2 separate regions of the Homo sapiens genome follow, and region 1 is linked to region 2. The links are chromatin contacts, found by Hi-C or POLR2A ChIA-PET in ENCODE. All regions are on one chromosome and are shown on one strand. The core of a region is the stretch at or near the end of the contact, and the rest is flanking DNA. Distances in the headings are between cores, read along the strand shown.

Region 1 (3,728 bases), core at 1-2,500, 230 kb after region 2:
ACACAGTTGGATGATAGGACAAAAATCACTGAGCTTTTTGCCGTGGCCCTTCCTCAGTTATTAGCAAAAGTAAGTTTGTGTCAATATCATAGTGTTACTAAGAAATGAGTTTTTTTTCCCTAAATGCCTCACAGAATATTATAATGCTTTCTTATTGTGATATTTTTAACGTGATCTTTATATTTCACAGTACTCTGTAGATGCAGAAAAGGTGACTAACTTGTTGCAGTTGCCTCAGTACTTTGATTTGGAAATATATACCACTGGACGATTAGAAAAGGTAAGATTATTTTGTGTAAAAAAAACCTTTAAGAAAAATTATTCAGTTCATTATATCATAGCGTTTGTTTATATTTCTTAAAATGTTTTTTTGGAACGTATTTTAAGAAAGGAAACCTATAGCTTAGGTCTTCTGTACTTTAGTTTGACTTACAGAATGGCGGTAATGATGCTTCCCTTTGCTTCATGCCCACAACTGTACCTTCATTCTTAGCTATTATATGACTATGTCACTGATCATTTATAGAGACTGGGGGTGGATAACTAGATAATAACAATTAGATGAGATTGGGCTCATTCAGGGTGGTATGGCCATAGACGATAATAACAATTATAAGACAAAATCAACTAATATTTATTGAACACTTTTGCTATGTTCTGTGGATTAATGTAAGCTCTTAGTATATGTTAGCATTCTCACCATAGCCCTATGAGGTAGGTAATATCTCCCTTAAAGTTGAGGAAAAAGTATGGATGGATCAGTGTATTTATTTATCATGATTAGAAAAGCACCTTAAAATGTACGCTCTGTGTTGTAGACTTACTGTATTTGAAAATTTTTTCCATGGTGGTATGGTCATGTAGTCACTTTATACCTATCATATATGCCTTAGTTTTGATGAAAAATATTATTATTTTGCAGCATTTGGATGCCTTATTGCGACAGATCCGGAATATTGTAGAGAAGCACACAGATACAGATGTTTTGGAAGCATGTTCTAAAACTTACCATGCACTCTGTAATGAAGAGTTCACAATCTTCAACAGAGTAGATATTTCAAGAAGTCAACTGATAGATGAATTGGCAGATAAATTTAACCGGCTTCTTGAAGATTTTCTGCAAGAGGTATATATTATAACTATTACAAGTATTTTGTCAGTTGAGCCCCTCTACTGCAGTAAGCTAATTAGTCACCCAAGTGTTAAGTCTTGGTGATAGTCCCTAGCAGTATTTTGAAAAGATGTTCAGGCTTTTCATTCTATGACTCATCAGGCTACTCCTCCACCAAAATAGGAAAGTGGTAAGAATCTGTGACTCAGAGAAGGTGAAAGCAAAACTAACATCTTTTTTGTTTTGAGAAATGATCTGAACAGTTACCTGGTTTTTATTGAACCAGGGCTGTTAAGGAATAGGGTGTTAATGGAACAGAAAAGGAGAGCTAGATTTAGACTAGGTAGCCTAAAAAAAGTAGAGTATTTCTAAGTGTTTTGGCAGTGTAGGTTAGGGAAGGACATTATGTTTTTTTTTTTTTTTTGGAGACGGAGTCTTTCTCTGTTGCCCAGGCTGGAGCGCAGTGGTACGATCTCGGCTCACTGCAGCTTCTGCCTCCCAGGTTCAAGCGATTCTCCGGCCTCAGTCTTCTGAGTAGCTGGGACTATAGGCGTGTGCCACTGTACCAGGCTAATTTTTGTATTTTTAGTAGAGATGGGGTTTCACCACATTGGCCAGGCTGGTCTCGAATTCCTGACCTCAGGTGATCCACTCACCTCGGCCTTGCAAAGTGCTGGGATTACAGGCGTGAGCCACACATCCAGTCTGGGTTTTGATATTATAAAACTTTAATAAGTTATTATTATTATAGCCGCTGCTACTGTTGGAGTTTCCTGTGTTTTCTCTTGTATTTCCAAAGAGGCTTAGTGCATAGTACTTAAATACACTTGTATTTTTGTTGTGATTGTTATTTTTTCCAGAAATATATATTTACATTCAGTTTTTTTGATTAAAATAAAAATTCATAATTGTCAAATTAATGCCATTAGCCTTTTCCACATCACTTTTATCATTAATGCTGTAAGATCATATGGACTTTGTGATTTCTAGTTTTCTTGTTTTATTAATTACTCATTTAACTTTTATTTGGTGTATATTGTTATTCCGGGCTTATTAAGTTTTACTAATTGGAGGTTTGTGCAAATATGTTGATGTACGATGATTACATTCTTAGTTAAAAATTTTAATAGCTCTACTCTTGGCTGAATATAATTTTGATTAGGACAAATTAAAATCAAGCAATGGTTTAATTAAATTTAATTACTTTGTAGAAGAGTTATAGTTTAAAAACAAGTGCTTTTTTGAGAGAACTAGAGTTCAACACAGTAGATTGAGTAATGTGTAAGCAATTTTATGTTTCCTGTAGTAAGACTGGTAAAATTTTTCGAAAGTTAAGTTACCCTAAGTTGAAAAGTATATTAATAGATGTTGATATCCAAATGGGACCAGCATATCTAGTCATTTTTCAGAGGGTTTTTCCCTGTTTATCTGTGATTAGTGTCATATGTCTTCATGATGATATATGTTTAAGGTACTTAGATTTTGTCCTTTAGGTATTGTCCTTCTGATCTTCTTGTCATTTAAGTATTTTATTGTCCTAGTGCATTTATTACTGTGAAAAAATAGATGCCTTTATAATTTTGTGTCAAGTTTACTTAGAAGAAAAAGAAGAATGTCATTTTCGTTTTTTCTCTCAGTTGTGATGTTTCTATGATAAACTTGTGTTGACTTACTTCCCCAGCCATATTGCCTTAAATTTGGCCAGATCTAGGTATTGAATGACAAAGTTCATTTGTGGGTTTTGTTATGTTATTTTTCATTTTTCAAGGTAATAGTGACATTTTGATAGCCTAGGAGTTTTCACTTTGATGGTTCTTAATGTATAATTAATATTTATAGGGTGAAGAACCTGATGAAGATGATGCATATCAGGTATTGTCAACATTGAAGAGGATCACTGCTTTTCATAAGTAAGTTGAATTTTGAAGTTCCTGTTTTCTTAAATCTGTAGAAATAAACTTGCATGTTTTGTGGGTTATGTTAATTTCTAAGCTAATTTGTTGTTGTCGTTGTGGGGGCATTTTAAAGTTTACTGCATTTACTGCATTCTGTTAACAGTCAAGTCCAAAACAATTGTCATTAGGCTTAGCTTTTTAATAAAACTTAATTTTTTTTTTTTTTTTTTTTTTTTTTTACAGTGCCCATGACCTTTCAAAGTGGGATTTATTTGCTTGTAATTACAAACTCTTGAAAACTGGAATCGAAAATGGAGACATGCCTGAGCAGGTTTTTATTTATTTGCTAGTTACACATTTATCTTTGAAAAGTGAAGTCTTGTGACTTTTAAATTTTAACTGTATCCTTTGATTCTTTTTACAGATTGTTATTCACGCACTGCAGTGTACTCACTATGTAATCCTTTGGCAACTTGCTAAGATAACTGAAAGCAGCTCTACAAAGGTTTGTGGTGGTTCAGTAGTGTTTTTATTAGACTAAATATCATTAACTGTTTTCAGCAAACTCACACATTTAATGAGATCAGTTATTTCAGTGAAATGTTGCTTGTTTCTAATGTACTGTTATTTGTAGTTTGATGTATATTCAGTGGAGAGGATATCGATATGGTTTGTTTCAAGGTATGATTTTTAATTAAAAATTGTTGTTCACATTTGAAGGT
Region 2 (3,682 bases), core at 1,017-3,516:
GGCCAAGCTGGTCTCGAACTCCTGACCTCAGGTGATCCACCCGCCTCGGCCTCTCAAAGTGCTGGGATGACAGGCGTGAGGCACCTCACCCAGCCCAGAAATATCTTAGTACCTATTTTAGGTGAGAACTTGCCTGCCTACAGACTAAACCCAGTTGTGCAGTCTCCCTAGACATGGAAATTTGGAAATGTCCAAGATAAGGTCAAGGAAAAACAGAAAAAGAACGTTCAAGGCAAAGAAGAGCAAAAAAGTGGAATCAGGAAAAAGCCAGGGAGAGAATGAAATAGGAGGAGGAAAGAAGAGATTTAGAGAGAGGAAAAGATAAAACTTTTCTTACTCAGTCACCTCTCCAGGGCCTCACCAAAAGCTGTGCCAAAGCCCTTTCATTTAAGCCACCAGCAACCTGAAACCCCCACCTCCCAGGCTCCTGCCACAGGTCAAATCCCTTTTTAATCCTTGTAATCCCACTGATTCTCTAGCTGGCTTTCTCTTGGATATATTTCAGAGAGGAGCTTTAGAGTCCCTGGCAAAGAACTCATCATTCATTTTTGGCCCATGTAATTTCTACTTTATATATGAGCTTCCATCTTTTCCAGACTTCCCTGTTCTCCCCATTAGAAACTATATTTCCATTTTTTGAGAGACACTTTTCCCCCACTTACAATAGCCTCTTTCACTTTGCTAGTTCACCAAGCTGCAGGTTTTATTTCCCAAGTGCATAGTATTTTTTATCATTGGCATACATTTTTTTCAGGCTTCCAAAAAGTATTTTTAAAGTAGTCCACAGGCTTCCTGTGGGTTATTGACTTTTTGAATGTTAGTCTTAATTTGTCCTAATGTCTAGTAACATGTGGCATACCCAAACAGGAGTAAGCCTTGTTCGGACACCATCCTGAAGCAGGATTGTTGACTCAGTCTGCTCTCTTTGGGCAGAAACCTGGCTGTAACTGAGTTAGGCCCATCCACCGGTTAAGAGCTCTTTACTTCACACAGAACAGATCTTTGCTCAGGAATTTCTAAAGAAAACCAGAAGGAGGCCAGGCGCCATGGCTCACGCCTGTAATCCCAGCAATTTGGGAGGCCAAGGAGGGTGGATCACTTGAGGTCAGGAGTTTGAGACCAGCCTGGCCAACATGGTGAAACCCCTTCTCTACTAAAAAAATACGAAAATTAGCTGGGTGTGGTGGTGTGCTATGCCTGCAATCCCAGCTACTCAGGAGACTGAGGCAGGAGAATCGCTTGAACCCGGGAGGCGGAGGTTGTGGTGAGCCAAGGTCACGCCACTGCACTCCAGCCTCGGTGACAGAGTGAGACTTTGTCTCAAAAAAAAAAAAATTAAAGCATATTGCAATTCACGTAAAGGCTAAATTTATGAACTAATGAACTACCGCTAATTCCTCCTCACTCTTAGCAAGAAATGGTTAAGGGAAGTGAAGCAATTTCTAGGACAACATAAGGATTCTAGGAATTTACAGCCAGTTACCTGAAAAGTCTGAACTTGGATTTCTTCCAAATAATGACCAATCCAGGTCATTGCCTGATCAATCACAAGAGGCCTGAGCCTACAAGGCCATGTCCCACCTCTCAACTCTCCCATGGGAGGCTGTCATGAGACAATTTCCCATCGGCTCTCAGGCTCTGATGAGGAATGGAGCTTTCTGCCTCACTCCCACATAATATAAAACTGCTTTTAAATATAATACATAAATAAAAATTTATAAAATGCACATTGTATAAATATTAAATATAAATTTATATAAATATATATCCTGCATACTATAAAGCTGCAGAACATAAAACCTCCAAGTGGTAGCTGTGAAGGGACTCCTCCCAAATACAATGTCCCACAACACACATTGCAGTCATCTGGCCCCTTTTTGCTTCATTGTCATGTTTTTTTGTTTGTTTTTGAGACAGATTCTCACTCTGTTGCCCAGATTGGAAATGCAATGGCGCAATCACAGCTTACTGAAGCCTTGAAATCCTGGGCTCAAGCAGTCCTTCTGCCTTAGCCTCCTGAGCAGTTGGAACCACAGGTGCCTGCCACCATGCCTAGCTAATTTTTATTTTATTTTTTGTAGTGACGGTGTCTCACTATGTTGCACAGGTTGTTCTTGAACTCCTGGGCTCAAGTGATCTTGCAGCCTTAGCCTCCCAAAGCACTGGGATTATAGGCATGAGCCACCGTGCCCAGCCAGTGTTGTATTTTTAGTGTTGGGGACAATGATTCACAGGGAGCTCTCACCTAGGTTTAGTCTTCTTTTTGCTGTCTAAGTAATAAAATGTCTAAATCTAGAATGACTCATTGTTTCTTTACCAACCAAATTAGTCAGCTCTTGGCCCTTGCCTTGCCTTTTTTTTCTTTGAGACAGAGTCTCCCTCTGTTGCCAGGCTGGAGTACAGTGGGGTGATCTTGGCTCACTGCAATCTCCGCCTCCCGGGTTCAAGCGATTCTCCTGCCTCAGCCTCCTGAGTAGCTGGGATTGCAGGCATAGTACGCCACCACACCCAGCTAATTTTCATATTTTTTTAGTAGAGACGAGGTTTCACCATGTTGGCCAGGCTGGTCTCGAACTCCTGTCGCTGGGACTATACAGGTGCGTGCAACCACACCCGGCTAATTTTTTTTTTGGTAGAGACGAGGTTTCTCCATGTTGGCCAAGCTGGTCTCGAACTCCTGTAGCTGGGACTATACAGGCACGTGCAATCACACCCGGCTAATTTTTTTTAGTAGAGACAAGGTTTCTCCATGTTGGCCAGGATGGTCTTTTGACCTTGTGATCCACCCGCCTTGGCCTCCCAAAGTGCTGGGATTACAGGCGTGAGCCACCACGCCCGGCCGGCCCTTGCCTTGTCTTATGTGTGAGCTTGACAACCCTTAAACCAGTCCACACAACCAAAATGTGATTGAGTCCAAAGCATGACAGGTGAAGAAGATAGCTGGGGCCAGGCACAGAGGCTCATACCTATAATCCCAGCACTTTGGGAGGGCAAGGCAGGAGGGTCACTTGAGCCTAGGCCTCCAAGACCAGCATGGGTAACATAGTGAGACCCCATTTCTACAAAAAAACAAAAAACCAAGCCCAAAACAAAACAAAAAGACAATACAGTTGGTTCCATTGACAACGTCTGATTACTCCTTCCTACAGGAGGCTGTTGCTGTTTCTGACACTAAATGAGGGTTCACGTTTGTGTTGTATATTCTTTTTTTTTTTTTTTTTTTTTTTGAGATGGAGTTTCTCTGTTGCCCAGGCTGGAGTGCAATGGCACGATCCCGACTCACTGAAATCCACGCCTCCCAGGTTCAAGCGATTCTCCTGTCTCCTGACTCAGCCTCCCAAGTAGCTGGGATTACAGGCGCCCGCCACAACGCCTGGCTAATTTTTGTATTTTTAGTAGAGGCGAGGTTTTGCCATGTTTGCCAGGTTGGTCTCGAACTCCTAGCCTCAAGCAATTTGCCCGCCTCGGCCTCCCAAAGTGCTGGGATTACAGGCATGAGCCACCTCGCCCGGCCTTGTGTTGTATATTCTATGAGTTTGGACAAATGAATAATGGCATGTATCCACCATTACAGTATCATACAAAATAGTCTCACTGCTCTAAAAATCCTCTGTGCTCTGCTTATTCATCCCTGTCTCTCTCCTTCCTAACCATTGATCACCACTGAACTTTTCACTATCTC

What was found. Hi-C counts contacts between places; a loop is a spot of excess contacts on that map. ChIA-PET counts read pairs that join two places held with the same protein, here RNA polymerase II (POLR2A). Pooled maps may share reads with other maps.
Region 1: a map of mucosa of descending colon shows a loop between it and region 2 (4-fold over the local background). The contact joins two enhancer-like sites. A Hi-C loop is called at or near these places in 2 of 168 maps with a recorded cell type or tissue (mucosa of descending colon and psoas muscle), 7 of 37 single-sample maps with no recorded cell type and 13 of 50 pooled maps. POLR2A ChIA-PET finds 5 or more read pairs at or near these places in 5 of 52 experiments (OCI-LY7, Panc1, WTC11 and 2 more).

What each region holds. Positions count from the first base shown.
Region 1 is chrX:124,062,926-124,066,653 of GRCh38, forward strand. STAG2 (STAG2 cohesin complex component) reads left to right here. Exons shown (of 35, transcript NM_001042750.2): 18 at 1-69; 19 at 191-280; 20 at 923-1,126; 21 at 2,951-3,021; 22 at 3,250-3,337; 23 at 3,431-3,511. Among named protein-coding and RNA genes, the nearest start is that of STAG2, 100 kb to the left of the region's middle. Within about 2 kb of position 1,251, at least 2 of the 41 ENCODE cell types and tissues checked have a DNase peak (open chromatin) inside an H3K27ac peak, as active enhancers do.
Region 2 is chrX:123,833,910-123,837,591 of GRCh38, forward strand. No RefSeq gene overlaps it. Among named protein-coding and RNA genes, the nearest start is that of XIAP, 24 kb to the right of the region's middle. Within about 2 kb of position 2,267, at least 3 of the 41 ENCODE cell types and tissues checked have a DNase peak (open chromatin) inside an H3K27ac peak, as active enhancers do.